Linked DNA regions of Mus musculus: region 1 is linked to region 2. A link is a loop called in an ENCODE intact Hi-C map of the cell type or tissue named here. Cell type or tissue: left cerebral cortex. All regions are shown on one strand. Each heading gives the region's core, and the rest is flanking DNA. Links, peaks and the distances in the headings are about the cores only. Region 1 overlaps Cacna1a (calcium channel, voltage-dependent, P/Q type, alpha 1A subunit). Region 2 holds the start of Cacna1a (calcium channel, voltage-dependent, P/Q type, alpha 1A subunit).

Region 1 (16,448 bases), core at 4,627-12,626, 92 kb before region 2:
GGTTGCCTTCCAGGGTACCCCAAACCCAACGCTGCAGCTGCAATTGAGGTATCAGAGGCAGTTGTGGCTGGTGTCTTTCCTGTAGGCAGTTTAGCTATGCTGGGGATGTATCCAGGGTTTCGTGCATGTTCGGCAAGACCTCAATCCCCCAACAGCCTTCCTTTTCTTCTTCTTTTCTTTTTGTCAAGTGTAGTGCTGGCTGTCCTGGAACTAGCCTGCAAACTGGCTGGCCTCCAACTCAGAGATCCACCTGCTTCTGCCTCCCAAATTCTGGGAATACAGGCACGCATCCCTAGCTAACACACAGCTTTGTTTCTGTGGACTGCAAGCAGGCCCTCTGCTGTGTAGTCGCAGTGCCGAGTCTCAGCTGCCCTGGGGTTGGGAGGACCAATGTCCTTGTCTGTCCTTTCTGGAGCTTTGTCCCCTGAGGAAAACCTCACATCCAACACCTCGGACCTACCTGTCCCCTCTTCAAAGCAGGTGGTATGAAATTTCCCCATATAAAATTCTAACCCTATGATTGCAAAAATAAGGATTGCAAAAAACAGGAGGAGGCCGATCTGCAGCAGAGGGATCATCGCCTTCATGATTGACTTCAGGACGACTTGTAAACCTGTGGAGACACAGAGAGGCCGGTCTGTAAGCAAGCACCCCGCCAAGTGCCACCCATGGAGCCCAGTGTGGGGCTGGCAGAGAGGGAGGTGGTCACAGCCCCCCAGGAAAGGCCTTTTTGGTTATAAAACTTTAAAGATATTTATTATCTACTTTGAGGAGTTTTAGGGCCCAAAGGGTGGCTAGCCAGGGCTTTCTAAGCCATTTTCTGGGCTGTTCAGTAGCTTCCTTCCAAAAGGGGGTGCTGTTTCCCTAAATTGCCCCAAGCCAAAAGAGCCCCATTTTCCCTTCATCCAAAACCTCCCCGGGGTTACCAGCAAGACTGTATAGGCCTGCAGCCAGCACCTCAACTCTCAACTCCAAAGAACTAGATTCCCAATAAACTCATCAGCTTGTGGCCATGAGCCAGGCAGGCAGCAGATTGGGAAGTGGGGCTCAGGGATATTTGATTTCTCTGTGGGCTCAAGAGACAGCAAAGTCAAGCATTTGCACTTGTGTGAGCCTGGCCCAGGCTACTAGGCACTACCCATACAAGCTTCCCTGTTCTGAGCAGCTCAGTTGAGAAGGATGACACTGGGGTCAGGTGGTCCCTGGGGGCTGTGGTGGGCTAGGTGTGGAGGATCCAGATGTGAACATCAGATCAGGGCCCAGGCAAGCCCTTATCCTCACAGACCCACCATCAGTGTCTTTACCTCACTAGATGATACAGCCATAGATATTTTAGGTATTTTGTGAGACAGAAGGGGGTTAAAAACTAAAGATGCTTAAAATTTCATCCTATGTGAAGAGTTCCATGATTCTAAGTGTTTTGATAATTTAATTAATTATTGTGGTTATCTGTAGAGGTCAGAGGAAAACTTCCTGGAGTCCATTCTCTACTCTTTTGTGGGTCTTAGGGAGCGAAGTCCCGTTATCATCAGTGCTTCTGTTAAGTGCTTTACCAACTGAGCTATGTTGTAGCCCACCACAGCCCTAAAACTCAAGAAATGTTACAACAACTTTTCCCTGAATCCCCCCCCCACCTTTTCCCTCATTGCAAGCTAGAAGATTGAGACTCTAACTTCCTGTGAAGCAGGCCAAATTCTGACCACAGTCTCCGTGCCGTACACAGACTGCGCAGTATCCAGAGGTCCCGTAGACAGGAGTATCTGCGGACACCTGCGTCTGCTCTATAAAGTGGATGCTGTTTGCAGAGTCTACACATGTCTTCCTGTGTCACCTAAATATCTTGAGATAACTTTTTTTTTCTTTTGAGACACGTTTTCTCTCTGTAGCCCTTACTGTCCTGGAACTCTCTATGTAGACCAGATTGGCCTCAAGTTCACAGAAATCTGCCTGCTTCTGCTTCTCTAGTGCTGGGATCAATGGCATGAGCCACGGCACCCAGCTTCTTCTCTTAACACCTCATACACTGTTAACACTATGTAAATAATTTTTAGACTGTGGTGTTCAGGGACAAAGTCAAGAAAGCCATGTGCTTGGATCAGACAGGCTGTTCACCCATGACTGTTTCAGCCCCTGAACCTGTGAGTGGGGAGCCCACGGACACTGGGCAGATTATGTAAGGGGGCTCTTCCTTGTGCTCTTCACAGGTAGGTGTTTTTGTTATTATTGTTATTATTATTATTTAGCTTTTCAAGACAGGATTTCTTTGTGTAGCCTTGGCTGTCCTGGAACTAGCTCTGTGGATCAGACTAGCCTTGAACTCACAGAGATCTGCCTGCCTTTGCCTTTTAAGTACTGGGACTAGAGACATGCACCACTACTGCCCAACTTTAATGACTTTTTAAAATGTGCATTGGTGTTTTGCCTACATGGTTGTCTGTGTGAGGGTGTCAGAACTCCCAAAACGGGAGTTGTGAGCTGCTATGTGGATGCTGGGAACTGAACCTGGGCCTCTGGAAGAGCAGCCAATGCTACTAACCAGTGGGCCAACTCTCTAACTCACCTTTACATCTATCTATCTATCTATCTATCTATCTATCTATCTATCTATCTATCTATCTATCTATCTATCTATCTATCTTTTCTTTCTTTCTTTCTTTCTTTCTTTCTTTCTTTCTTTCTTTCTTTCTTTCTTTCTTTCTTTCTTTTTCTATCTATCTAGTGTGTGAGTGTGTGTATCACAGTGAACACATGCAGGTCAAAGGATGACTCATAGGATGCAGGGCTTTCCATATGGGGACCAAGGATGGAAAGCAGGCCTGCAGGCCACTTTACCTTCTTGTTCTCTCCCTTCATCCTAGCAAATGTCTCCCTCGCCCTATCCACCAGGGAGAGTAACACCAGCTCCTTAGTACTGGCTTGTCACCTGCTCTTAATTTAATGGGACACAGATGCCTGCTGGGCTCCCAGAGCCTGGCTATGGGCTCCTTTTCCCTGTAAAATAAATGTGCTGGAAGTCAGCTGGGAAATCTTTTTAATTTTGAACTTTCTTATGGTGCTGAGGGGGAAGCCATGGCGAGGCAAGTACTGAGAGACATCAGCCCACCAGAGAAACCTCTTCAGATCTGGATGGGAGTCACTCAGGTCAATGATGCCAATATGTGGAACATAGTGCAGGGGCAGTGTGGTACTTATTTCCACCCCCCGCTCTGTGCATGAGCGTGTGTGCGTACGTGTGTGTGTGTGTGCGCGCGCGCGCGCGCACAGGTGTCAGGTATCTGCCTTGAATCTCATAAACCTGGTATTCCTTGATTCAGCTAGACCCACTGGCTGTGAGCTCCAGGGAGCCTCAGTCTCCACCTTCCCAGTACCAGAATTACAGACGTCACCACCATACCCAGCTGTTTTTTGTTTGTTTGTTTGTTTGCTTTTGCAAGGGTTCTTTGTGACCAAACTCAGTTCCTCACAATTGTGGTAAGTATTCTTTGAGCAGAACTATCCTTCAGCTACCCAGAGTAACTGCTTTCTGATTTCTATCAGGTGAGGACATGGATTAGAAATAGCCCTCTGGCGGCATCTGGTCTGGCTTGAATGTTGGGGACAGAATCCTGAGCCTGTGCCACAGCCTGCCCCATGTCGTGAAGCCCAGACATCCCTGGAGACCAAGTGTGCAGGAGAATGTGCACAGACCCTGTGTTCATTCTACCCGCCTGTCAAGAACTCCTCTGAGCCTCACCCTTCTCATCTGTGCAATGGATATCCACTGATTGAGTACAGTGGCAAAACGAGAGCATTGGAGGCTCTCTGTGCAGTGCTCCATTCACAGGTACTAACTGCCATCAGTCACTATCACAGGGTTACCACCCAGGCAAGACTAATTCTCACTCAGCCCCTTCTCTTTAATCTGACCCTAATCCAACTATTCAGCCATCCCGAGTCTCTCTCTGTGCCCACTTATAAAATAGTTTCTATAATAGGTTCTGGGTGCTAAAGAAGCCATGTGCAGAACATGACTCCTGGCAGACTGTAGGTGCTCAATAAATAGGTGTGGCCTCTGGTCTGCTTCCAGAGACCACATAGACCTGGTTCCTGGGACCCCTATGGGGAGCATGCCCTGATGGGAATGGGGGGGGGCTAAGCAGAATCTTCTAGAAGGATGGAGACTCACGCACTTGGGATTCCAGACACCAGCTTGAGTGGCCGCAGCACACGAACCGCCCTCAGTGTCCGTAGGTCAAACTCCGTCCCGACAGTGGCCAAGATGCTACAAGAGAAAATGACAGTAAGACACAGAAGCTGGGGTCAGGGCAGGTGAGTGGGGTTGTACCTCAGCTGGGGATTAGACAGCTTCAGCATCAGCTCAGTTCTATCTCCCACTGAGTGACAGTGATGGTTCCTGTCCTTTGGAACGAGAGGTGACTTATTATCCCCCCTTTTTCATGTGTGTGTGATATATGAGTGCATATGTGTACCCACAGAGAGGGGACATACCTCTAGTCCCAAGATGCCCATGGGCCAGCTAGCCTGGGGTACATGAAGAGCAGAGACAGCCAGTGACACCCAGTTCTCTTTTCTCTTTCTCCACAAAATGCTTGTTTTATATATGATAAAGATTAAGTGTGTTTGTACACACTTTTCTGAGACACTATGTCACTGTGTAGTTTTGACAGGTCTGGAGTGAACTCATACAGAGCCTCCTGCAGACTCTGCCTTCCGAGTGCTAGGATTAAAAGCATGAACCACCCCACAGTGCAAATACATATATATGACAGTATCACAATGTAGCATACTTATTATGTAGCCCAGGCTGTTACTGAACTCATAGAATTCCTTCTGTCTCAGTCTACACACACACACACACACACACACACACACACACGAAGACAGAATCTTACTATACAGCGCAGGCCTGAGCTGTGCCGTTCTCGTAGTACAGCCTCCTGACTGTTGGGATTCCAACCATGCCTGGCTCACCCCAACGTTGCAGTTTTCTTTGGGCTTCTTCAGATTTCCCCTGTCAGGCACCACTCTATTTCTGAGCCTCACTCTCCTCTCTCTGTGCAGACAGAGCTGTTGCTTAGCATGCACAGAGGAGCTAAGGGTCTTTGTGTGTTGAGAAAGCTGAGAGAACCCAGTAAACACATCAAATGTCAGAGTGATGTGTACCGAGGAGAAAAAATGCGTGAGAGAGGGGGGCAGACTGGGGAAGGGAGGGTTGTAAGGGAAGTGGTGGCATTTACACCAGTACAGCTCCTTACCACTTGGGGGCAGCACCCCAGTGCTCTTATCCAGGTTGGGATAGGTGTGGATCATGGGGTAGAGTTCCTGCCTAGAATCCCCAAGTGAGGGGCTGGGTGTGACTCAGGGGTAGAGCACCTGCCTAGAATCCCCCAGTGAGGGTAGGGGTGTGGCTCAGTGTCAGAGTGTTTGTCTAACATCCACAAGGCAATGTCTTTCATCTCAAGTGGAGGGAGAAGAGAACAGACCAGCACTGTCCAATAGAAACCTAACTTTTCCACATTAAACAAATATATTTAATGCTTCCATATTAAACAAATAAAAGGAACAGGTAACGTTAATTCCACAATATAGTTACCATCTTCTATTCAAAGTTCAACCATTCTCTGTTATCCACAGTGAATGCTTCCAGGATGACCCAATGCCATAATGAGGCAAGGAGCCCACATTCCTTCTATGGAATGGCGTGCTATTTATGTCAAACCTGCATGTATCCTCCTGTGGATTGTGTGTATGGGCACGCACTGCCCCGGGCTGCATATGTAGGTTAGGGGACAACCTTCAGATGCCTGCCTTTGTCTTTGCTCTTGTTTGACACGGGATTTCTTTCTTGCTACTGCATGAGGCATGATGAGATTAAGGAGATGCACCTCTACACACACACACACACACACACACACACGTCTTAAATTTTATATATATAAAATTTAAAGGGGAGGTCTTTATATATATATGTATATATACACACATCTTAAATTATTTATATACACATATATACATACATACATATACACACATATATGTGTGTATATATATATGTGTGTGTGTATACATATATACATACATATGTGTGTGTGTATATATATACATATATATATGTGTGTGTATATATATATATATATATATATATATATATATATTTGTACAACATACATATGTTTAAGGCAAGGTTTTACTTTGCAGCCCATGTTGGTCCTGAACTGGGACCAGCTTTCCTGCCTCCCCTTATGTACTGGGATAATGGGTATGAACCACCACTCCCAGTCACACACACTCAGCCTCCAGGCTAGATCCCCAGCTCTAACATACCAGTACTAATCATTGTTGCTTGTAGTACTGACTCCAAGGCCACAGCCATGCTGAGCAAGCCCCCTGCTGCTGAGATACACCTTTGACCCTTGGCTCTTTGGGACAGGTTCTCACTTGTAACCCATGCTGGCTTTAAACCTGTGATCATTCTGCCGCAGCCTCCCAGGGGCTGGGACCACAGACATAGGACACTGTACCCAGCTGGGATTGTACTGTCACAGCACCCCCATCATGTCTCTTGTCTTCTTAGACCTTCCTCAGCAAAAGCTGAGTCCTCCTGCTGCTCTCCAAAGCCCTGCGCCATTGGCCCCATCCTTTCCCTCACCCACCCTCAGACTCTGCTCATTCTGCTCCAACCCCCTCCCCCAACTTATCATCATTCTTCAAAGACACAAAAGGAGTTCAAGGCTACCCTGGAACTAAAACATACAAATGAACAAACGAAACAAATACCAGGGTGGGGCAAGGCCAGAACCTGAGGGTGGGCTGGTGATAGGAACTGGGCATGGCCAGGGCTGGTGTTAGATATGCAATTAGCCCAAGGATGGCACACAGATCCAAGTGAAAGGTCCTCTGTGGCTCCTGAATTAGGAGGCAGGAAACTGGGAAATGGAGGCCCCCAACAGCAGAGCACAGAGCCAGGGAGCTCAGATCCAGGGCGCAGTCACAAACTCTCAGACCCAGGCCCCAGAGCTGCCCCAGATGAACTCACTACACTGTGAGACCTTGGCCTTAGCTGGCCCAGGCCTCAGAACAGCACCAGCACTGGCCTCTCTCACACCCAGCATGACTTCAACTGACTCCCAAGAGGTTGGAGCTCCGGTCCCCTTGCCCACTTCCCCAGAAGGATGGCAGGAATTGGAAGTGTAGAAATCAGGAGGCTGTGACCTGGGGACTATCGGGAGTGTCTTGCCCTGTGGACAGTGAGAGTCACAGGAGGTTGTGGAGCAGAGGAGGGACATGATTAGGGCTGGCAAGGGGAAGACAAGCTTGACAGCTGAGAGGACAGATTGGTGGCGATGAAGCCCGAGTGAGGAAGGAGCTGTGAGAGCGGCCGGTGTAATGAGGGCTAGAAGTAGGGCAGAGGCGGTGGGAGTACAAAGGAGGCCCTGGTTTATATATAGCTGCCATTAACGCTGTGCATCAGGGAGCCTGCCTGGGTGCGCTGCATCCGGCCTGCATCCGAGGCTGCCAGTCGCTCACGGCCCATTTTACAGAGGAGGATGCCAAGACTCGCAGAAATCAGTGTCACACCAAAGATCTTAGTCACACCAAGAAGGAACTCGAACTCAGGACCATAGGTGTGAACAGCCTCACACTCCCACCCTGCAGAGCCTGACCTTCAAGAGACTACTTGGATGGGGGAGGGTCGCGGTGGAGAACAAAAGACACTCGTTTGTTCATTCCACAGAAACTTAGGTACCAGGCTTTCAGGGAGCGCCACAGTGAACAGCTGACGGGAGAGCCTGGTGGTGAGGAGTTCCAATTCCCCCGAGCATCTGACCAGGGAGTAAGCGTTGTGTGGGAAAGGGAAAGACTAAGGTGACGCCAGGGTTTGGTGTGGGTCAAAGAGCTGGTACCAATGGAGATAGGAAAGACAAGGAAGGAGGAGGCTCATGGGGATATCAGGACTTGAAGGAAGGCAGGCTGAACTGGAGGTGTCTGTGTTAAAGGCCTTCCCGTAGAGCCAGGCACGGTGGCTAGGCCTTTAATCCCCGCTCTTGGGGCAGAGACAGGTGGATCTCTGTAAATTCCAGGCCAGGTTGGTCTATATAGTGAGATCCTGCTTCAAAAACAAAACAACCAAAGAAATACACACACACACACAAACACTCACACTCACACATATGTGTGTATATACATATGCACACACACAAAAACACATACATATGCACTCACACATACATACATTCTCTCTCTGTCTCTCTCACACACACTCACACACACATATAAGCATGCACTCACACACACACATACACGCATGTGTGTACATATATATGCACACATACATACATTCCTCTCTCTCTGTCTGTCTCTTTCTCTCTCTCTCTCTCTCTCTCTCTCTCTCTCTCTCACACACACACACACACACACACACTTCCACTGTGTGTGAGACTTCTAAGAGAATCCTGTAGCACAACCATGAGAGTTTGCTTAGCTCAGTCTTCACTGCTCCCAGAGCCGACTCTCTTCTTTCAGGTGTCAGGAACACTGTGGCTCCCTTGCCTCTCTTCTTCACCTCGCTGCATTTCAAATCCTGGTCCAAACTGAGATGCATCTGTGCGCAAAGCAGCACCCCACTTCCTCTCTCAGAGGACAGACACCTTTCCTCTGTCCCGAAGCATCTTCTGCTTCCTAAATACTTTGTGGGTGAGTGGTACAGCATGACAGGGGACAGGGTGACAGGCTCCCGAGTGTCCCCAAGCAGACAGGAGCAGTAGAAAAGGGACCCCTGGAGAAGAAACACTAAGTACAAAGCAGGCATGCAGCGAGGGCTGGCCACCTCAGGCCTCTGGAGGACGCCATAGGAAGAGCAGAGGAGAGGATGAGGATACAGACGTGGGAGGAGGGAGGAAAGTCCAAGTGGAAGACAGCGGCATCCCCGGGGGCCAAGAGCCAGGGTCTCTGAGGAGGACGTCACTGGGGTTCAGAGCAGCACCAGCAGGACTCAGAAGACCAAGGGCAGCCACCCCCAAGACCAGGTTTCTAACTGCTGTGAGAAGAGAGAGCTCTCAGGACAGACTTGAGTACATGGGTTTATTTAAGATTTGTTTTATTTTTAATCATGTGTATGTGCGTACGTGTGTGTGTGTGTGTGTGTGTGTGTGTGTGTGTGTGTGTGTGTTTGGTTGTACAGACGCATGTGAATGTAGTTGCCTGTGGCAGCCAGAGGAGGGCAGTGGATCACCAGTAGCTGGAGTTAAAGGCAGTTGTGAGCTGTCCACCTGTGGCAGCCAGAGGAGGGCAGTGGATCACCAGTAGCTGGAGTTAAAGGCAGTTGTGAGCTGTCCAACGTGGGCACGGAGTCCTCTGCAAGAGCAGCCAGTCCCTGGGTACATGCATTTACACATCTCAGAAGGACTCCAACGGCAGGCCCTGTGGCATCCAGGAGCAGGGCTGCCCATAGGTAACCAGCGGCCCGACTTACTATGGGTTTATGAAAGCACTCATTGCTTATGAGAGCTCAGGCTGATTCTGTCCCTCCAAGTGCTGGAGTGGTAGAGCTTCCCTACAGCTTTTAAATATGCATCTAAACTGACTGAAATTAAACAAAGAAACAAAAAATTCAGCTAGAGTGGTCACATGTGGAGCACCACAGCCACCCATGGGCACCGTGGACAGTGGTGCTCCTGCACGGCCACTCTGGAGGGACCGGGGTGCCCATCAGCACCTCAAGGTAAGTTTGACAAACATTAAGTTCTCAGCAAGTGTTTGTTGAATGCACAAATGATGGAGAGGTAAAGATACACAACTGTGGAGATATTAGACGATAACAGACTCTCCTCTAGGAGAGACGGGAGGCCCGGAAGTTTAAAGCAAAGACTCATGGGCTACATGAACCACTCAAGGACTTCCCACTCTCTCTTGGTGGCAGAGCATGCCTTGCTATGGGTGTGCTGGTCATATGACCTAGTTACATGATACCAGAGCCCAAGTCAGTTTGCTGGGTATTTCCGGGAAAGAGTTTCTCCTGGAGAAGAGTCAAACGTCAGGAAACAGCCCTTTCTCTTCCTGTCTGTGGTTGTTGGCCTTGTGTCTTGATGTGATGACTGGAAGACATTTTGGAAGTGTTGTTGACCATAGGGAGACCAAAAAAAATCCCTAAAGTGAAGAACGATCAGGAAGCTGGAAAGACTTCATACGGGTGTGGCCATGCTAAAGATCCAACCCTACAATCAAGTGTCCTCCATACTTTCTGTAATGAGGGTCTCAAAGGGTCCAGATCCAAACTGTTCTAATCACCAGTTGTGTAGCCTTGGACAACTCATCTCATCCCTCTGGGCCTCAGTTTCCTGAGTGAACTGGAGATGGTAACTACTTCTCTTTTGGGGGGGAGGGGATTTCTGGGCTGTGTGTGAGCCTCTGGAACGATGTCTGCTGCCTCGTCTTCATCTCATTCATTATGCTATTGCAGCTAAATTCTTTCGGGATCAGCTTCCACCGGGGTGTGGCTGTGGGTGGGGAGGAGTATCACGTTCTCTGCTGGTTGGAAGTATGTAAGCACGAATTTCTTCTTCTGCCATCCGCCCCCTTACCCCTCCCCCCCCCCAACGTGGTGTGATTGCATGTGCGTGCAGGTGGAGGCCAGAGGCTGATCTCATTTTCCATCTCTCATCTACCTTGTTCACATCATCAGACTGGGAGCTGGCACACCTGCCATTTGCATGAGTTCTGAGGATCTGAACTCAGGACCTTGGGTTTGTGCGGCATGTTCCCGTCCGCATCAGTAAGTATTAACAGAGGCCGTGACTGCCATGCCCTTGTGAATAAGGAGAGAAGCGTGTGGGCAGTCTTGGGCCTGGGGCTTGGGGTGATCAGTGAGGCTGTCAGCCGAGAGAGTGGGATGAAGAGGCCGTGAGCGTGGAAAGCTCTGGCGATGATGGAAGATTCTGTGACTCCCTATCCCAGCCTACACGAGACCCATGCTTCTAAGATTCACAAGTGCTACCAAGGTGAAACCTGGGAGCAGGGCTGTCTCTCAGTCATCTGGGGTTGTACAAATCCACCTTCTGCTATACACAGAACCCAAGAAACATGTCTGCTGGAACCTGGTCTTCCCAGGAAAGGGGGTTAAACCAGGAAGAAAGCACCTTAGTGGATGGATAGATAGGTCTTCATAGAGCGCTCAATGGTAGATGGGATGTGTGTCGCACACCTTGAACACAAGCATTTGGGAGGCTGAGGTTGGCAGATCTGTGAATTGTAGGCCAGCCAGGGCTACATTGTGAGACCATGTCAGGAAAAGAGCTCAGGTGAAGAGGCGTTCTCCACTCTCTGCCCTGTGAGGACAATGGCAGCAAGTGTCACCTTGGGCATAGAAAGGCAACTGGCCCTGGTCTTGAGTTTCTGATCCTTCAGTGCTGAACTTCTCTGACGTTACCACACTCAGGTAGCAGGTTTAGTGGTGCAGATGGAGAGAGACACCTGGCCTTTCCCCCTCTTTGGGAAGACTGTCTTGAAAATCACTTTTTTTAAAAAAAGAACCTTCAGAGTTAAACTAATCAGGAAAACAGAACTGCTTCACCTTGGCCTTGAGCAGGGCACCTCTCTCGGTCGTTCACCCAAGTGTCAGTTGTATTTCAGCTCCTAGCCAAGATTTGACAGCTACTAGTTTGTGCAGTTTGGGGAAGATGGAATCCAGGATGCCATCACCCAGCGGCATTCACATTCCCTCACTGGCTGACTCTAGAGGCTGGCCCTCTGCTGCCGAGCCATGCTCCTGGTCCCTTCGACTCTATTTTTATAATTCTGCCTTGTTAGGCAATCAATGTTGAGTTTAATTCAGTCCTGCTGGAATGTGTCCTTGCAAATCACGTGCTGCCCTCTGACAGTATATATTTGTAACTGATATGCATGGGATGAAGTTAGCTATCATGTGCTGCTGTCTGTTTCTACCCAGAACCATGCCTGAAGTGATGTCTAGAAGGAGCAACGGGCAGGCTGTCTGGAGCTTTCACTAGGCCTGGGTCCTACAGATGTCCTTTTCCAAACTTGAGGGTAGACCCTGCCTGGACTCTGGGCAGCCTCCGAGCATGCCCTGCAGAGGAGCCACTATGGGCATCTGCTCCTGGAGAGCAGGCCTGGAACTAACTCCACAGGGCTAAACTGATCCTCTGTCTCCCTGGGTTTAAACCTGTGGTTCTCAGCAACTAGGGCTTGAGGCTGTTTTAAAAAGCCCAAAGGCAGACATGTCACTCGGATGATGCAGAGACCACCCAAGTGCCTGCAGCACTCCATAGTGTCAGGTGCTGGGCCTCTTCTAAGGATGATCTAACGTCTGAGGAGGATGCGCATGCTTCCACATGAGCACCACAACTTATGAGCTCAGGATGCTCCCACCTCAGCCTCCCAAAGGGCGGGACGACAGCTCTGTACTTTCACTCCGGTTCAGAGCTCATAGTCTTGAGGTTCCTGGTGCCGTGAGGCCTGTTCCTTGTTCCTCAGCGTCACTCTGTGGCAGCTCTGACTGCTCACCCACCGGAGCACTGCACCCACATGCAGAGAATACTTCTTTCCCCTTGTCTTCTAAATTAACTAGGCAAACTAAAGGATTTGTTTTTCTTTGGGGACAGTTTCTGAGCCTCTCAAAGCAGAGTTTTCTTAAGTAAGAAGGGCCAGGGTGTCTTAGTTAGGGTTTTACTGCTGTGAACAGACAATATAACCAAGGTAACTCTTATAAGGATAACATTTAATTGGGGCTGGCTTACAGGTTCAGAGGTTCAGTCCATTATCTCAAGGTGGGAGCATGGCAGCATCCAGGCAGGCATGGTGCAGGAGGCTGCTACCAGAATACTGGCTTCCAGGCAGCTAGGACCAGGATCTTAAAGCCTACCTCCACAGTGACACACTTCCTCCCACAGGGCCATACCTCCAAATAGTGCCACGCCCTGGGGCAAGCATATTCAAACCACTACCCAGAAGCTGGGAGGAAGCAGCCCTGCAGTTGTAATACAGTGCCGGGATTACTAAGGCTGCACAGTATGGATGAAGCTCGAGGCTCCCAGGAGTCTGATAAGCGTGGAAGTGAAGTGGTGGTGGTGAGATAATGCTGTAAGCCAGTCAGGCAGGCGGGGTATGCCTTCTACACAGAGGCTAGCATCAAGAGGGGCTAGGATCTATAGGGGACACAGTGTAGAGGGAAGCTCTCAATGACAGGGACAGGTTTGAATGTAGTACTAGTGGAGTTCAAAGCAGGCATGAATGGCAGAGTGAGACCCTGTCTCAAACACACACACCCCAGAGAAAGAAGAGAGAAAGAAAGGGACAACTATATTCATAGACATTTGGCAGAGCCTTAAGGAACCGAAGGGCTCCAATACACACAGAAACACCCAAAGAAATGGGATGCCCACACGTCCTGTTATCCCACACCATCCAAGTCAGCGTACATTAGGGACAATAGGTGGTAATGAAACCTTTAAAAAAAGCAGAGCCTAGTGGGAGGTCACAGTTCTCATGGGACACTCCTTAACTTTTCCAAGAGGGCTGTATAAAACAGCAAGACCAGGGATTTCTCTTGTCTGCTATCTCCATATAACCTCTCCTCAGTCATACCCTAGTATGCCAACCAACTGTGTGCAGCAGTTCTGGGGGCCCTTGCCAGAGCTCAGCTTGGTATACAAACTCAGAACCAAAGAATCTGTTGCCTTTAGAAACTGCTCAACCTCGAGTGTTTGATCATAGCAATGAAAATGGATCAGTGCATGTAGTGTGCGATTCTGCAGTTAAGGTTAGAGAATTCGGCAGAGGCAATACTTGTTCACAGCTGGGGTGTGGCTGTGACACCCTACATCCATTCTCCAGTCAGCTGTGTTGTGTGGTGGAACCACACGGACTACAAACCTCATAATACTTTGCTTTCTGCTTCGGTTTGCCTAAAGGTAGGTGCTGGGATGGCATCTCTGCTTCCGACCTTGGGTTTGGACACAGGTAAGTGTCTGGACTATACTCCCAGAATGCTCTGCTCTGTTCCCGGTTGGGTTCATCTAAGGGTAGGTGCTGGGGCTGCATCTTTTGTTTGTGTCTGGCTAGGGAAGGTATTAGGAGGACATCCAGGGAGGGCAATGCTTCCCTATTCCCTTCCTGACCTCAGTCCCTTCTGCAGGGTTGGGCCTTCCCCGAGTCTCCAGGATAGAGGACTGATTTCCCTCCAGAGACCTCGATAGCCTTGTCTGTTTCTTGTTGCTATCTGCCAAAGTCCTCCAGGGCTTACAGCACTGGGAATCAGGGCTGGCTCCGCAGTTCCCTAAGGGTACAGCTATTCAGCCAAGAGCAGATTTTTAGGCAGAAGGCACCAAACACAGAGGAGGAGGAGGTAGAAAATTATGTTTCTTTAAAATGATCTGATAGGGAATATAAGGAGGTGACATGGCCTGAGACAGGGAGGGGCCTCTCACTCCAGAACCTGCTTGCGGTCCCTGGGAGTTAATGATGCACTGAGGCAGGCAGGGTGGCTCAGAGGAGAAAGGAGCCTGAGGCCAAGCTCGAGACCTTCACTCACACTGGCACCCACTGACGGGCGAGACTAGCTAGCCGGCAAGCTTTCCCAGCGCGGGGGTAGAGATGCTCTCTGAAATTCCAGGTTCTTTAAGTGATGCTGGGGATTGAACCCAGGCCCTCACACGCATTTCCCAAGGGACCTATCCCCAGTTTCTCCTTTTCAAGAGTCATTTCAAGTAAGGATATCAGAGTAACAGGAGCCCCTGCTCAGTTAAAGTACATCTGAGTTACCGTAACTCTTTTCGCATCTCACTAGAGGATTAAACAACATGTTCAGGGTTTGGAAAGATGGCTTAGCAGCTAACAGTGCTCATAGCTCGGCTGAGGACCTGTGCTGGGTTCCCAGCACCCACAGATCAGCTCACGATCACCTGTAACTCCTGCCCCTGAGGATCTGACGCTCTCTTCTGGCCTCCACAGGCACCTGCACTCACACACATTTCTAAACACATGCACTCATAGAATTCAAAAAAAAAAAATATATATATATATATATATATATACTTTTGAGAGCCCTGTCCCAGTCAAGGAAAAACATGTTCTTTGACCTGTGGGCAGAAGGGAGTCTGCCATGGCTATTCTTGGTTGTCAACTTGACTATATCTGGGATGAACTAAAACCCCAAAGTGTTGGACGCCCCTGTGAGAATTTTTTTTCTCTTCACTGAATCATTTGAAGTGGGAAGACCCACTTCTAATTCAGATCTTTCACGTGGGAAGACACACATATAATCCAGGTCATGTGAGGTAGGAAGAGTCACCTCTAATCTGGGCCACATCTTCTGCTGGCAGCCTATACACAGGGCATAGAAGACGGAAACCTGCTCTTTGCCTGCATTCTCTCGCCTTGCTAGTAAGTCCATCACTTCTCTGGCATTAGATTCTACTTCTTCAGTGTTCCAGTGTATACGGACGACTGGCTGAGACATCCAGCCTAGTGGAATGAACAACTACTGGGTTCTCGAACCTTCAGTTCATAGCTAGCCATTGCTGATTAGCTGAACCACATTGTGTAAGCCATTTTAATAAATCCCTCCTCCCCCCTCTCTCTCCATTTTCTAAGTCTATAAGTTCTGTTCCTCTGGAGAATCCTGACTAAGACAGAGTCCTTGGATACCCTTTGATGTACAATCTTACCTCAGCAAGTGGTCTTAGCCAGGGCCCCTCATAAACCACCTCACTCTAGATAAGTTCCTTAGATGCAAACAGAACACTAAGATATTTCAAAGCCTTTTAGCAATGTAACTTCAAAGGCCACCAAAATACTCCCAGGTGTACAACTGTCCTTTCTTTCATAAGTGTGCATGGATGTCTGTACCAAGACAATGCTGAGGCTGGCATGACGGCTCAGCAGGTGACTGTCCCCACTGCCCAGCCTGGTGTCCTGAGCTCAATCCCCAGGGCCCCATACAGTAGAAAGGGAGAACCAGCTCCCACAATATGTCCTCTGACCTCCACACACAAGTATAAATGGATGCACACACACACACACACACACACACACACACGTGTATATACATGTGCACAATAAATAAATGTAAACATTTAAAAACCTTTTCCTCAGTAAACTGAGCTTTGCTTCAGACTGCCTCATTTTCTGTGGGGAACAAGAGAATCCAGCTGCCCCTGACCAGAGGTTAGGGTGTGAAGTGGGTGCCCCAGGGAGGGCCTGGCAGAGGCTGGGTCTTTCCCCGTCTCCTGGATGCTGAGCTGGAAGTGCTGGCAGTTTGGGGTGGGATATGCTGTGGACTGCTTTCTGTCCAGGACAGAAACACTTCTCAGTGCTTTTGGACGCTTTTCCTCTTGCTTGTAGATGACTACAGAGGGACAGGGAGATGGCGCTGTGGGCTGAGGGCGCAGAGCCAAAAGGACAAAAGAGCCTGGGTCCTACCTCAGTATGAAGAA
Region 2 (16,448 bases), core at 3,962-11,961:
CAGCACTTGGGGCAAAGAAAGTAAGACTGTAGCTACCTTCCCTTAGGCTTAGTTCTGAAGTGACAGTGTATGAGTCCAGCATAGACGTCAAACAATAAGATAAGATGTGCTGAAGGAGCGTTTGGCACAGAGCAGAACAGAAACACATGGAGCACCTACTATGCATCATACACTAATCCAAGCATCAGGTCAGAGAAGCCCAAATATGTCCATCATCCACCCATCTCCCTGCGAAGAGTCCATTATGCTGAGTGCTGCCCACTGTAGGAAGCACCACCTGAACTAATGCAGTCAGTCAGTCATCCGAGAAGAGAGCCACTAAAAGCCTGATATGTAGACTGCACGATGCCCTCAGCCATTGTGTGATGTTGTAATGGAATATCACATGCTGGGTAATGTATGAAGAAAACAAGTGCATTTCTCAAAGCTTTGGAGCCTGATGTCAAAAGCACATCTGTGAGGGTCACCACGCTGCATCAGCCCGTGGCGGAGATCAGAAAGGCAAGAGAGAAAGCTTCAGAGAAGGCCGGGGAACTGGGGAGAATCTTCCTGCCCCTGGAAGCCTCGTACCCTGACAACAGCATTAACCCACTCACACAAGCGGGACCCTCAGGGCCTAGTCATCTGTTCTGTCTCCACTGTGTATGCAGAGCACCCCATACAACAAGCCACACCCCTAACCCCTCACTTGGGGATCCTAGGCAGGGACTCTACCACTAAGTCTCACCCCCTGTCTCTCACCGGATGATTTTAGGCAGAGTCGCTATGTCTGAGCCACACCCCAGCCCCTCACTGGGGGATCTAGGGCAAAACTGTATAAATGAGCCACGCCTTCATCTCTACCTAGCTACCCTTCAGAAATCACCTCTCAACCCTATTGCACTGAGGACTAAGCTTCTGAGGGGGATGTCTAGTTTGTACACTCAGTTGCGGCAGAAGACAAGGCACAAGAGACTCATCTGAGAGCATCCAGCCAGTGGCCCTCAGAGGTGGGGTCTGAGACACAGCCACTGCTGGACACAAGTCCTCCACTCTGCCCTGTGCTTCGTGCAGCCATTGCCACAACCAAGGTCCAAACCACAGGTTTCCACAAACACACGAAGGCAAGGGGTTGACGGAATGATCCAGTCTTGCAGAAGACCCACTTGTGGACTAAGAGATTGCTCGAAACTAGCCCATGTGGTGGCTGGTGTCCTCTAAACACTGACAGCTCTCAGCTGACACTAGCTGAAACTTGATACCCATGCACAGACTCAGAGAACAGCCTGAATTCATTCATTTCTTGACTTAGAAATTACCCACGGATCGCTTTAGCAGTGCTCCAAAAGGCAAAAGAAATAAAACCACACCAAACTGGAAATATCCAGAATATACATCACCAAGGATATGTAAACAGTTGAACTAGGCCAGGATGTAAGGGAGCAGACAGAGAAAGAGCAAACGGCTTGGTGCTACACCTAATCAGAAACGAGGCTCAGAAACTGAGCACAGGGGCTGGAGAGATGGCACAGTGGTGGCACCGAATCCAAGTTCAGTTCCCAACTTGCTCATGATGGCTCCTAGTTCAATTCCAATGACTGGCTACCTTTAAGAGCCTGGTACAAGTCAGCTTTCTCACTTCAGGAGTGTGGCTCACTGACATAAGGCCCTGGAATCCATCCCCATCACCCCAAAATGAAATGAGTCACACAGTAATATCAGGAGCTGCAATAATAGGTATCCAGACCCCAGAGGTACAGAGGAGTGGTCACAGTTAATTAGCATTAAATCTATCTTCAGAACATGGAGTCCAACTCTTTTTACAATGGGATTGTCCAAGCCACCTGTGTATCTTATGTCCCTTCCTGTGGTTCCTTGGACAAAGGAGCCCTGCCCTCACTGAACAAACAAGAAGCCAGTGGCAGCAGGTGTAAGGGCTAAGGAGTGTCTACAGCTCGGTTGCCCCGACCTATCTGTTTCAGCTCTGACCTACGCATTAGCTCCCCCTTCCCTCCCAACTCAGTCTCCTCTCAATGAGGCTTCACAGCAGCAAATACAAACCTCATGGCCCTGCCCATGCCTGAGACTCTAAGGACAGGAAACCATACAGGTGATGAACTCTGCCTTGACTGGCCAGAATCTGCTTGTTGCCATGGAGCAGGGCTCAGTCTCAACATTGTTCCCATTCCCTTGATTTAGGGGTTGGAGGAAGTGCTAAGGATGAAAGTCAGGGCCTGTGCATGGAGCAAGTGCTCTTCCACTGGGCCACGCCCTGATACTTGGATTAGAGTCTTTGTGTCCATTTAATAGTCATTCATATAAAATGGACAGACCCAAAATGGGAAGCCCACCTAGAAATGTGAGTGGCATTCCTCAGCAGGATGACCAAGCTAGACCACGTCATAAGTCCCAGGGGAGGGAGTGGGAGCAATATGGTGGCTGGTCTGAGCCAACCATCAAGTACCTTTAAGAGCTGGCGGCACTCAGAAGCTAAGTAGGAAGATGATAAGACTCTCTGTCGAAAAAGAAGATGAAAGGGGGGTTGAGGGTGCCACTCAGTGGGAAAGCAGGTGGCAAGCATTCATTTGTAAGGATGGCCCTGTTTTCATACCTAGCACAGGGGTGGGGACCATGAGGGATAGGGGTCAGAGAGATAGCTTGGTCAGCCAGGCGTTTGCCTTGCTAGCATAAGGACATTTGTTCAGTTCCCAGAACACACATCAAAGGTCAAGCATGGTGGTGTGTTCTGGTCACTTTAGCACTGGGGAAGTAGAAACAGAAAGATCCTGGGGCCCATTGGCCACCCAGCCTGTCCTACTTGGAAAGCTCCAGGCCAATGAGACACTATGTCTCAGAAAACAAAATATCTATACTGCTTCATCCATGAGTACATATGAATACATACATACACACACACACACACACACACACACATCAAAGAATGCGAGGTCCTGGGTTCAATCCCTAGCACCCCAAAATGACAAGAATGCATCTGTAGAGACCAACATCCTCATCTGTCCAGAACTGATGGGCACCTCAAAAACCCAGAGCAGATAACTGGGGGAGGCAGCTCACATCGTCTGCCTGTCTTGCCCAATTCCCAAGAATATTTCTTGAGTTTTTCACTTTCTTAGATAATCAGGGAGACAGAGCTAGGAGTCTGGGGAGGCTCAGTTAACATACTCTGCTTTGTTTGGATTTCTGATACAAGGCCAAGACGGACCTCGAACTCATGATCCTCCTGATAGGTGGGTCTTCCACACCAAGAAAACTCCCAAATTCTAACCCAGGATCTGAGCAAGGTTCTTCTGGTGGGTCTGCAGTGCGCACCCAGGGATGCTCGGAGAAGCCACTGGAGACTTTGGTCTCATTCTGAGCTGGTCTCCTGACCAGCTCTGAAGGACAGGACAAGGGGTGGGAGGGAGGCTCCAGCAAGCTAATTACACAGTTCAAACCCTCACCCTGTCACCCCTGAGGGAGGGACTGAGCAGAGGGAGGGACTGAGCAGCGGAAGGGAAGTAATTTTATCTTAGACTGAAGGGAATCGAAAAGTGGGCCAAGCAGACGTGAGACTTTTTGCTTTGTTTTGTTTTGTTTTGTTTTGTTGGTTTTTTTTTTTTTTTTTTTTTTTTTTTTTGCCTTTCCCTGAAAGCTTCTAGAAAGGATCAAGGATGCACAATGTTTGAGGGACATGTTAGAAACAGTAGCCTTCTGTCTAACAGGCCCATCTTGGCCACGCAACGCCAGGAAACCTACATGGAAGCCCAAGATTATTACCTTAGCATTTGGGAGGCAGAGGTGGGAGGGCAAGGAGTTCAAGGGTCAGCCTCAGCTACATGCAATCCTGTCGGCACACACGATTCTGTTCATACGTTTTGGAATGTTCTTGACATGCCAACCATTTTCTAGGCAGCACCCCCCACCAAGAACCTCTCAATACGCTAGCTGGAGCTGCTTCCTCACAACCCCAAGTGTAGGAACTGAGGCCTCAACCAGAGATTGGGTGGCTTCAAGGAATCTAACACTCGATGCTGGTCTATTCACATGCCAAGACATTTTCTGGTTATTGTTTTGTTCTATTGAGGTTTCTGTCTGAGGCAGACCCTCATGTACCCAGACTGGCCTCAAACTGGCTATGTAGCCCAGGATGACTGAGTACTTCTAATCCTCTTGCCTCAACCTCCTGGGTGCTGGGATCACAGGTGTGCACCACAATGCATAGTTTCTACAATGCTGGGGATGGAACCCAGGGCTTTGTGCATGTTGGGCAAGCACCACCTGAGTGACATCTCCAGCCCCTCAAGGGTTTTCTTCTCTCCTCTGCCCTCTTTGGGACTCATGGCCCCTTGCTTAAGAGATGATTCTTGAGCCGGGCGTGGTGGCGCACGCCTTTAATCCTAGCACTTGGGAGGCAGAGGCAGACGGATTTCTGAGTTTGAGGCCAGCCTGGTCTACAAAGTGAGTTCCAGGACAGCCAGAGCTACACAGAGAAACCCTGTCTCAAAAAAACAAAAAAAAATTAAAAAAAAAGAGAGATGATTCTTGGAAATATATTAGCTGCATGAGAGCGAGGCAAAGTAAGCCCTGCTAGCAGTGACTTCACCAGAGAGAAAGTGCATACATGGTTCATTCTACGAGCAGCAGCAAACAAAAGTGTATACCCAGGCACCTGGCAGGCTTTTCATCTCAGAGGCCCTGCTTTCAACTGCCCAAGCACCACTTAGGAGACCTTCCCTGCCTCAACAGCCTTATTCACAGCCCCCAGGCCTCTGCCCTGAAAATCTGGAACATGAAATATCAGCATAAGGCCACATCAGATGTTGCAGCAGAGGAGCCTGTGGGTGAAGACAGACTCTTCCTGCACTCACTCAACAAACGTTTAAGGTGACTTGGCCAGCACAGATCTGTTGTAATGAAGACAATGGAGTGATGGAGCCTGACTCTTTGCTACTGCAGAAACTAGGACCTCTTCTGGTGTGAGCACAGAGTTGCTGAGCACACCTTCAGTCATGCCCAGCTATGGCATCTAACCACTGTCCCTTACAAAGCTGTGTCTGGTCTGCACCCCTGAGGCCATCCCTTGGTGTGGCGTTCAGGATCTAGGGTCTGAGGGATCACAGACAGTGCACCATTCCCTGTGTCCACTCTGGAGGACACTTTGGACATCTCATCTCTTGCAAAATTAAGCCTGCTCCTATCAGGAAACCCAACCATCCCAAACCCGGGCCTTTACAAAAAAGAAATGAAATATATCTCCACAGTGTTCCCAATAAAACCCGGATGCTGGCATTAACAGCTGCTCTCTTCATAATCACCCACACTGGAGACATCCAAAATGTCCTTCAGTTGGAACCCAGGGGACAAACTGTAGCCCATTCACTGAATACTACTCAGCAATTAAAAAGGGAGAGGGTGGGGTGGCACACACCTTTAATCTCAGCACTCAAGAGGCAGAGGCTGGTGAATCTCTGTGCATTTGAGGCCAGTCTGGTGTACACAGTGAGTTTGGGGGAAGCCAGGGTTACCTAGTGCGACAGGGATCTAGTGGGCGGTGTTGAGGATAAGCTAATGATACTCAGACTACTACAGACCAGATGAAGCCAGCCTTTGAAACCCCAGTGCTGCCTGTCTCCCAGCAACGGGATGCAGGAGATCATGAAGGCAGGCGGATCGAGAGACTGCCTCAGAAAGTCAAGACCTGGGGCTGTAGTTCAATGGTGGAGCTCTTGCCTACTCTGCAGGAAGCTCAGGGTTCCATCCGTAGCACTGAAGGAAAAAAAAAAAAAGCTAGTGCACGATTCTATTTCTAGAACCTTCTAGAAAAAGAAAAAAGAACCCTAGAAAAGGAGATGAGGTCACAGGTCACAAGGGACTGGAGATGTGAGGTGCTGACTCAGAAGAGGAACAGGGAATATTTTGGGGAGATGGAGCTGTTCTGTATGTCAAATAGGGCAGTGGCTCCGCAGTCTACGCATCTGTCAAAACTCACCAAACCATACACACGCAAGACAGAGCCTGTTACAAAGAGATCACACCTCAGCAAACCTGCTTTCTAAGCGGAAGGGAAGAGACCACAGGATGACCTGGAGACTCCAAGCACAGCCCTGAGCTGGCAGCAGAGGCGTCCCAGAAGCACACTGGATACAATCCCAGCACTCTGGAGACCGAGGCAATCAGGGCCATGAGTTCAAAGTCAACATGAGTTATATAGTATGCCCTGTCTCAGAGCAGAAGAGGGACAGGGGAAAGAGCTCCTGATGGAAAGGCAGCATCCTGAGCCACTCCCCAAGGCCAATGACAGACAGGAACCATCGTTTTAATGGAAGACGCCCTACAAGCATAAGACCCAGATGCTCTTTCCCTTCCTGGGGAGCCACATCGGGAAGAATCGCTGATACCACCAGATAAACCGAAATCAGCCAATCAACCCTGCAGCCCCTCAACCAGCCCACATCAGCCATCACCTTGCCATCACTGGCCACCTGGCACTACTGTTTGTTTAGCTGTCCCGCATGACAAGCCAACAACAGACCATACACTGCTAGCCCAAAGACAGGACCACAATTCAAAATCTCGATTCTAATACCTATTGCCTGTATGCCCTCTCTCCAGCCTCATGTTAAGTCAGAGAATCCTAAGCCGAAAACCATAGTTAAATCGGGGCCTTCTGTCTCTGTGGTATTCCTGGCAGGGTGGGGGTGAATCAGCAGACCTTCATTAAACACATTGGTTTTTCTGCTTTAAAACCTACCCAAGTGGACTGCACAAGAACTTGGGCTTGAGTTCCCTGGCATGCATGACATTCTGGGTCCCAAGCCAGCACCCCAAAAAAGCCATATAGACCCTGAGCCACTTTGGTTTTGCTTCCAGATGGGCAGATCTTCAGGTTCTCCGAGGTTTTTGAGTGAGGGATCATACCTTTGTGGAATAAACTTCCCAGTGGCAAAACCAGGATAATTCTTACTTCCCAGATGGCTTCTCTGGAAACTCCTAGAAAGTGCATATAGTAGAAAAACTCTATAGCTCAAAACATCTCTCCATCTCAGTCAAACTCTCTAGAACACTTTAGGTTTCAGGTCAGGCCATGTTCTGACCACGGGCTGTTGCATCTCTCGGGGGTCCTATCACACTTCTCGGTTCTGAGGAGAGCCAACAGCCAGTGCCCACAGGCCCTGATGTTATGGTGACTCCAGGATCCTTCTTGAGTTTTACAAACTTGGCCAATGTGTGGAGAGGGACACAAACCGGAGCCCCAGCACTGAAGAGTCAGAATTCACAGCCAGAGTAGGGAGGCACACTAGCATAAGGAGGGTGGAAAGATGACACTGGCATTTGATGAAGCAGATGGCAGCATGAGGGGATGCTCTAGGAAAGTTGGGGTTCAACGGATCCTAGCTCCGTGGGGACCATCACAGCCCCTCTTTTCTACATTCTAACCAGATTTCAAATAAATGGGACCACGAGTGAAGGTGTGTGCCGCTTGCTCAAGGCAGCTCGCTGAGAGAACATCGCCGGTTATAGACTGTACTAGGAGTTTCTTACCCGGATGCAAGGACACCTCTTCTGGTGGCCTGAGCTGCTGGGAGACAGAGAGGATGGAGCTGAGGTGGCCCAACTGTCTCAAAGTGAGGAGAAAGCAAGGCTCCACCCTTAGCAGTTGACCACACTGGAACTTGCAGGTGGGAGGAAGATTCCCTGGCCACAGTCAACTCCACAGTCCTGTAACCCCTCCCCCTCCACAGACAGCAAAGATGGCCACCGTTCATATGGTCCCACAACCCTCTATAAACTGACCTCTAAAAGCATGCCCTGCTCCACACATTAGAAACTGGTAGGGTCAGGCCACTCCAAGACCAGTTCCGAGGGAAACAACAGAAAGTGGAGAAGAGATCATCCCTAAAGGCCCATGATAAACATCCGAGAGGCCACCACACAGTGACATTCTGGATGCATTGCAGCATGAGAAAGCATCTTAAAGGTATCCTCAGAGCAGTCAGGTACAAAAGAACACTGCTCCAGTCCCATTTACATGAGGCATAAAAAGGAGGTTAGAGGGTCAGCCGATCTTGTTCGGATGTGATCCGGGAGGGGAAGACAGAGGTCCTTTGGCCTGGAGGGTGTGCATTCATCAGTGGTGCCAACCCCAACTCTTATGCTTGCCTGTACACATCTTAGGCTTTTTTCTAAAATACTCTGAATGTGCTCATTCAACTGTTAGAGTGCTTGCCGAGCATGTGTGAGACCCTGGTTTCAGCCCCAACACAGAGCAAAGCTGGTGTCATGACTCAAACTCTCCTCAGCCACATAGAGAGTTTGAGGCCAGCCTGGACTACATGAGACTCTGTCTTCACCTCCCTAAAAGAAATTTTTTAGAGAAATTACTTAAGCATTTTTTTTTCCTAATGCCAATAGTATTTGGATTTTTTTTTTCTTTTTAAAGTCAATGTTCTGTGTGGTATCTTGACTCCCAGGCAAGTCTGTGTTGTTCCCTCCCACTGGCCTGAATTTCTTGATGGAACAGCCTCAGGTCTTCTGTCCCTCCCTCTCCAATCCTCCCGGAAGCAGCTCCCTGCATGATGACCTGGCTTGGAGACTGCTGGGTCTGGGATGGGAAGCGCTCCCTTCTGGAGTGGGGCTGTATAACAGTGTTTGATTCTTCGGGCCAAAAAGGGAATAGAGGCTCTGCAGAGAGGGCGGGAAACTGCACACACTCATTCCAAAGCTACCCAGTGCAAATGAGGCCTGAACTAGCCAAGAAACAAGGTTGGGATGCTCTCACGGTGCCCAGGGCTCAGCCCAAACATAACTTCTGTGAGGGTCCACCACCTACATCTCTCAGAACTGCAGCATCCAAGAGAGACAGGGGTGAGCTGAGGACAATTGAGGGGCTCGCCAGCTCTTCTGCCTCCTCTTCTAAGGCTACAGAGAGGGGGAAAGTCATCTCAACAAGAAAGCCCCATCAGGCCAGTGACTGCTCCCTCAAGACGGCGGCCCCTAGCGCCACCTGAAGTTGTGCTTGTACCCCCTGTCATCCTCTAAGCCCCAGCGACTCTTTCCAGAATGTGTACTAAAGTCACACATCCTCTGAACATGTTACTGGGTTGGAATGCCTGGGAGTGCACACTGCCAGCCTTCAGGACCCACCTTTGCAAGGAGGAATTCAGGGGCAAAATCCTGGCACCAATAACACTGTGGTTATGGAGACATTCCTCAAAAAAAGGCCTTTGACACCTAATTTTCACTGCCTCCAAGTAAACCCCGTACTCTGAAACCTCCTGCTCTCTTGATTTGATTTCACAGCCCCAGGAACCACCATCTGGAGCCCCCAGAAGTGAATGCAGCCCTCTGTGCTCTTGGAACAGAAACTCCGAGAGCCCAGCTCTGCCTGAGCCGGAAGGGCCCCACCCATTACAGAGGAGCTATGGACCCCTTGTAAACTCTAAGGACCTGACCAGCCCAGATAATTCTGGCCCTCAACAGACTGGAGCCTGAAAAGCCAAGAGGCACATTTGGGCATGGCAGGGTGGCCAGCCAGCCTGGGGAGCAGGGTGTGTCCCCCCCCCACACCAGGAATCTGGGTCATGCTTAGACGGCAGAGAAACCTCAACTCTACCCACCCGCGCCTGCCTGCATCTCCCCAGATGCTAAGCATGTCCTCTTCCAGGTTTATGGGAAGCAAATGAGGACTTCATGGAATCAGGGGCACTGTGTGTGCAATCAGTCTCCGCAGAGGAAAAACGGCTTTTTGCCATTTTTCTCTGGGTCTTTCATGGAAGGGGGATTGCCTACCTGCCCAAGATGTCTATATGGAGGCTGACCCTCCTGGTGTTCCTACCCAGGTCCCCAGTGTATGAGAAGCTAAACCCAAGCCCACAAAAAGCCCTCCAAAGGGTCCCCACTTCTTTTCCTTCCTTCAGCCTTCCCTCATACTGAAACAACACACCTCAAATCTTCCCAGGCCATGGGCCTCACCAGATGGATGGCATTATGTTTCTTTACACCCCAAAAAATAACGCTGAAGGGGTTCTGATCTGTGACAGGAGAGAATGGAAGTTGCACACAGGGCTTCTGATGATGTGTCCCTCAAACCACTAAAAAAAAAAAAACCAGTCCCCAGATGCAGCTGGTGGCCCACCCAGAGCCACTAACTGAGGGATGGCTTCTCTACGGCCAGGCCACATGGTATCCTATACCCTAGGCCTGAGGATCCCACCTTGGGTGGAAGGCCAGGGTTGAGAGATCGGGGTACTATTCCGAAGGATTTGAGGGAGACATGTATGGGTTCTCTTACCCTGTAACCCAAATCGTCCAAGCACTGGCCCAGCTAGGGCTCCATCAGAAGTCAGACCCCATCAGAAGAGCCCCCATCAGTGTCCCCGCGCGACCCGACCCAGGATCCAGACCTTCGGTCTTCACAAGGAACCACTCACTCCCCCAGTCCCAAGCCTCCTAACTACTCGCAGGCTCACTCTGCAGCGGCAGCCCAGCAGGCCTGGAGGCTGCCTCCCTCAGCTACCGGGCCCCCATCTCCAGCCCCTATCCGCCGAGAAGCCCCCCAGCTCCCATCAGCCCCCAGGTCTCTTTCCCAGCCCCGCAGAGGAAAAAAGAGGAGGAGGAAAAGGAGGAGGAGGAGGAAGAAGAAGAGGAGGAAGAAGAGGAGGAGGGGAGGCGCAGCCGCTCGGGCTGGGGCAAAAGGATATGGCCATTCAGTGATCTTTTTGGCGTATTTTCTCACCACGTTGTCTTCACTGAAGAGGAACAGGGAGCGGTTGACCGTGAGGCAGTTCTGGCGGACAGGGATGGGGTTGTAGAGGGCCATGGTCCGCGCTCTCTGCGCCATCGACTGCTTGTACATCCTCTGCGCTCCGGGCTGCCCGCCCTGCCGGCTGCCCCCGGCTCCTCGGCCGCCCGCGGCGCCCACGACCACCCCGGCGGCCGGCCCTGAGCCTCCTCCGCCTGCGCCGTAGCGGCCCGGCATCTCGTCTCCAAAGCGGGCCATTCTGCAAAGAGCAAAGGGCCTCGGGTTACGCGGCGGCTGCTGTTGCTGCGGCGAGCGCTGCGGAAGCCACGGCCACCGCCACCACCACCACCACCACCGCCGCCGCTGCTCAGGCTGGCCGGGCTGTGGGGACGGCGGCTGCACCTGCGACTGCGGAGACGCTCCACGGCCCAGCCCATCGGGCGGCGGCGCCCGGCCTCAGCTCGGGGGGCTCACGAGCGGGACGGCCCGGCCGAGCCGGGGAGCGCGGCTCGGGACATGCCGGCAGAGGCGGTGACCCCGGGCGGGAGGAGGGGTGCGGGGGAGGGCGCGGGGGCGGGGCGCGGGGGAGGGGCGCGGCAAAAATAACCGGGGACGCGATCCAGGCGATCCCCGGCCACCCACTCCGGAGAAGAAGAAAAAAAATTTTTTTCAGTTAAAAAAAAATCAGTTAAAAAAAATAGTGTAAAAAGATCAGCTTTTTTTTTTTTTAAAGCAACGCTCCAATGCACACCCCCTTTAAAACGCGAAGTCTAAACGAAGGACGTCCCCCCTCCCTTGGACGCAGAGACTGGCTTCAAATTCCTCCGAGGTCCGGGTCAGCTTGGCATCTTGCTAAAGGCGTGGGCTCGGCCCATTAGTAAAAAAATAAAATAAAATAAAAAGAAAAGAATTAAATAACAAAAAAACAAAACCAGGTCTTTGCTATAGGAAGAGGGTGGCAGCGAAGGATTTGTCCGTCTGTTTTGCTGACTTTCCTAGACCTGGAAAGAATAGAAAATTCCTGAAAACGCTGCAGCCCCTCCCCCAAATTCAACCCGACTGGAGAGCAGAGGGCGGAGGAGCGGGGCGCAGGGGCGCGGCGGGGCTCGGAGGCTTCAGGGAGCCGCTGGTCCCCGGCTTTGAAAAAAAGCCGATCTGTTTTCCTCCTGATTCAGCAGCCGCCGGCTCCTCTGCGCGCGGAAGCGTGTGTGCGCGCAGCCAGGCGCGGCGCAGCCTCGGCCGGGGGGAAATTGCAGCAGCGCAGTCTTGAAAATTCCCCACGGGGGGAAGGAGGCGAGAGAGCGAGCGAACGAGCGAGGGAGGGCGGTGCGCGCCGCTCGGCAGAGGTTCGGGCTGCGGCAGAGCCTGGCAGCATCCCACCCCCGGGTGCCTCCCTCCCTTCCCCCCAGCTCCGCTGAAAGAAGAGGTGCGGGGTGCGAGGAGGGAGCTGCCCGGCCGGGAGCCGGGGCTAGATCGCGGCCCTGCGCCCTAGAGCAAGACCCACCCGGCGACACGCGCAACCAATCACCAGCGCGAGAGCAGGCGCGGCCAGGCGCGCAGGGGGAAGTCGGGACAGAGTCCTCCGGCACAAGGGACCTTGCTTGCCACCCGAGGTCCGCGTCGCTGCCTAGAACGAGGCGTGCCCAACAGGAAGGAAGAAACTTAAAAGACCAGAGGGTTTGGTCTGGAGACTTGGTGCGGGTGGCCGACGCTGAACAAATGTGGGTCTGTTGAGCAGAAGACAGTTTTTATGAGCTAGAAGAATGGTTTGGGGCACTTCTAGGAAGGCTGTGGGTCCCAGGGGGCCAATCCAAGCTAATGTATAGGAGATCCTGGTGGCAGCCCCCGTGTGAGCTCCCAGGAGCAGACCACTCACTGAGACCTAGGGTGTTAGGCGGGGGCTGCTGGCCTAGCTCGGTTTGGCCCCTGCTCTATAAGGCACTTGGATCACCCCACCTGCTTTTTTTTTTTTTCTTCCTATTTGGAAACTCCATGAACACAGAGAAAACTACATAAATCACAAATGAACAAGTTGAGGAATTGCTGCGAATGAACCCTCCTGGAAGCCAGCTCCCCAGAAACCCGCCTACAGGCCTACACGGGGGCCAGTGCCAGTATAACTTCTGCCTGAGCATTCTGCTAATTCTTTTAGCTTTATTTATGACCTTGGCATGCCTTCCTCGGCAGGAGTTATGCTTTGCTCCTTTTGATCTCATAATAAGCATCATTCTGCAGAACCTGTGGGTGACACATTTTCTTTGCTGTATAATACTCTATAAAGAAAAGTCTACAATTTGCTTGTCCACTTTCTTTTTTCTTTCTTTCTTTCTTTTTATTTTTAATGGGCATCTGGGTTCTTTCTTTTGGGGCCACAGTACGGCATTGCCTGAGACACCATATGCATGTGAACTTGCCTGCTTGTGGATTGAGGCTTTGTATGGGCAGTGTTTCAGGCTCTATACACGTAGTAGCTTCAGGATTATAGGATGTGAAACTTAACTTCTAAAGCAGATGTACCAAGAAATAGTTTGGGGAGCTAGAAAGGTGGCTTAGAAGGTAGAATGTAGGCTGTTCTTCCAAAGGACCCCAGTTGGATTCCCAGCGCCCACATGGTGACTTACAACCAGCTGTAACTCCAGTTCTGGGCAATCCAACACCATCTTCTGGCTTCCTTGGGCACCAGGTGTGCATGTGGTGCACAGGCATGCACTCAAACAAAACACTCATACATATAAAATGAAATAACAAAGTTTTTAAAAGAAGGAATGGATTTAGGGGACCAGCAAGATGGCTCGCTGGATAAAAGGGCTTGCCACCAAGCCTGCTGACGTGAGTTGGATTCCCAGAATCCATATGATGGAAGAAACCAGACTATCACAAGATGTGCTCTGACCTCCATACACATACACAAAATTAAAAATACAATTAAAATTGTTTTAATAATAAAGAAGCTGGGTTTTTTATAGGTGCAGGTCTGCCATCATAGAACTCAGAGGCTGAGGCAGGGGATCATGATTTGTCATGAATTTCATTAAGCCTAAATATGTGTGGATTGGAAAGCAGAATGTGAAAGGGAGAGGGGGAGAGGCTAAGAAGGCAAATCTTCAGCTAGTTAAAGCCTGCTTGGCCCACACGCAGCATTTGAGTTCATTTGGAACATTTGAAAGTGATGTTATGTCTGTATATAAACTCTTAGTGCATTTTAAGATTTCCTAATTTGTCAAAACAAGCCAGGTGTGGTGGTGGTACCCACCTGTCACCCACTTGCACAAGAGGCTGCGGCAGGAGGATTGTTGTAAGTTCAGGCACAGTCTGGGCTCCAGGGTACATGTTAAGCTAGTCAAATCCTGCCTCAAACAACAAAGCATATAAATAAATCACAACTAGGAATGTGATACAACAGGCGTGGCATAAGTAACACACGGGGCAGAGCTGTGCGGGGGGTACAGGGCACTCACCACACCGCGATGGTGTTTATATCTGACCCTGTTCTGCCTTTCACTGTCTCAAAGGCCAATAGTGCAAAACAGGAAGCTGTTGCCTAAGGATATCAGGAATCAGCCCAGGAGACCTGCACCTTGCAGAGCCAACCTTTCCCAGATTCATCCTCACCTGCAAGGATTTCTGAAGCCCCTTGAGCTGCTTTACCAGAGTGGATCTGGAGGATGATGGAGTCCTGGGATAAAGATTCCACATGGTCTCCAGAGTAGCCCCATTTGTGTGTGTGTGTGTGTGTGTGTGTGTGTGTGTGTGTGTGTGTGTGTGTGTGTACATACACACAGTCAAGCACCTGTGTGCAAATGCACATGGAAGCCAGAGGACAGCTTTAGATATTGTTCCTCAGGTTCCACTCACCTTTTTAATTAAAGTATTGATTGATGACTGATTGATTGACTGACTGACTGACTAACTGACAGGGGAACAGAGGTTGGCATCAGGTTTTGTCTTGTTCTGATTGTACTCCTCAGTTCCTCACTGACCTGCAGTTTGCCAAGCAGACAAGGCTAGCTGGTGGGTGAACCTGAGACATCTTCCAGACTCTGCCTCCCTAGCCCTGGGAGTGTGGTACCATACCCTACTTCCTATGTGGGATGTGGAGAACCGACTCAGGTCCTCATGCTTGAAAGTCAAGGACTGACTGAGCCACTTCCCAAGCCCAGCAGCCCACTCATAAGCACTGAGGCTGGGAAAGGTTGGAAAATTTACTCAAGTCACTGCCATGAGTCTAAAACCCTTTGACACTGTGCAGCATAGAGGACAGTTTGATATGCACTTCAGAAAACAGAGTCAGTGCTAAACATCCAAACAGGCTGAGAGCGGTGTCTCAGCCCGGATCTGCATCTTTTATTTATTACCATTGCTGTTTGTGTGCGAGCACCAGAGGATGACTTTGTGATGTTGGCTTCCTCATCCCACCTTTACATGGTGCCAGGGATAGAATGTGGGTCACATCGCTCTCCCAGCAAGCACCCTTCCCTGATGAGCTATCCTGCTGACCCTTCTGGGTGTTTGTCTAAGAAGAAAGAGGACATAAGTCCATGGACGAACATGCCCAAGGGTGCTGTCTGTGTGACGGGCATGCACCTGCTGAGATGCACTTTTAGAGTCTAGAGCAAACCTTAACTGAAATCGGTTTTCTCCTCTTACCATGTGGGTCCTGGGAAACAAATTTAGTCAGTTGTGTGCAGCAAGCATCTTTCCTGACTAAGCCATCTTGTCAGCCCAGCTGTGTGTAATTTCTATTCTATAAAGTCCAAATCTGAGCAGAAGTTTGCTGACATTTGGGAGGGCGAAGTGGCCACCACATTGGTGGTAAGGAAGTGACTGGCCTAGAGGGATCTTTTACAAACATCTCTCTGTGGATGACAATTGCACAAATATGTTTATTTTGCAAAGTTTGTTCATTTAAAAGCAAAAACCTTTGGGCTAGTGAGATGGTTGAGCAGCAAAGGCACTTGCCCTGCAAAACTCACCTTAATGCCTGAGTCAGTTTCCTGGGACCTTCCACATAGGGATGGAAGGAGAGAAGCCACCCCCCAAATTGTTCTCTGGCCTCCACATGTGTGCCACCCTGTGTACACACCATGAACATGTGTCATACATGCACAGTAACCATAAGTTAATAATAAAATAAAAATGCTCTTTTTGTGAGCTGGGGTCTCATGTAGCCCAGACTGTCCTTAAATTCCCAGCTGGTGTCCTGTCTCAGGCTCTTCTCTGTGAGACTCACGGACTCAAGGCAGAATGCTTGGTTTCTTAGAGCTCTCGTGTGTTTTATTTACTTTTTTGAAGCAGGACCTCATGTATCCTAGGCTGGCCTTAAACTCATTAGATAATCAAAGATGGCCTTAAGTTTCTGATCTTCCTGCCTCTGCCTCCTGAGTGCTGAGGTTACAGATATGAGCTGCCAGGCCCAGTTCTTGGGGTGGAACCCAGAGCTTCTTGCATACTGAGAATGTGTCCCGTCAGCTGGGTCATGCTCCCAGCCTGTTGCTTAATCATTTAATTGAGCTTCATATGGTGCTTGTATGCAGTGGTGTGTGTGTGTGTGTGTGTGTGTGTGTGTGTGTGTGTGTGTGAGAGAGAGAGGGGGGGGAGAGAGAGGGAGAGAGAGAGAGAGAGAGACTTCAATAAAATGTTCTGTATCTCTGCGGGGTTCTGGGTGCTAAGTCTGCTGGGTGCTGGTTTAGCAACACTATTTCTCATGGTCATTTGTAGGGATTCCCCT

The links. Hi-C counts contacts between places; a loop is a spot of excess contacts. Peaks named below come from ENCODE experiments on the same cell type or tissue, not always from the same donor. Only the 100,000 strongest peaks of a DNase experiment are listed, where the experiment ranks them.
Region 1: it touches region 2 in a loop (2.8-fold over the local background); 5 of 42 quality-filtered maps call a loop at or near these places.

The regions. Positions count from the first base shown.
Region 1 is chr8:84,502,776-84,519,223 of GRCm38, reverse strand. Cacna1a (calcium channel, voltage-dependent, P/Q type, alpha 1A subunit) reads right to left here. Exons shown (of 47, transcript NM_007578.3): 4 at 4,170-4,261; 5 at 461-613. Among named protein-coding and RNA genes, the nearest start is that of Gm32854, 78 kb to the left of the region's middle. In left cerebral cortex, for the core only: CTCF peaks have their summits at 5,258 (motif pointing right) and 9,229 (motif pointing right); DNase peaks (open chromatin) are centred at 7,437, 9,267, 10,457, 11,906 and 1 more place; H3K27ac peaks cover 2,114 bases.
Region 2 is chr8:84,410,175-84,426,622 of GRCm38, reverse strand. Cacna1a (calcium channel, voltage-dependent, P/Q type, alpha 1A subunit) reads right to left here and starts at 11,259. Exons shown (of 47, transcript NM_007578.3): 1 at 10,680-11,259. The coding sequence starts at 10,978. In left cerebral cortex, for the core only: a CTCF peak has its summit at 8,585; DNase peaks (open chromatin) are centred at 10,361, 10,861, 10,984, 11,535 and 2 more places; H3K4me3 peaks cover 4,170 bases; H3K27ac peaks cover 2,815 bases.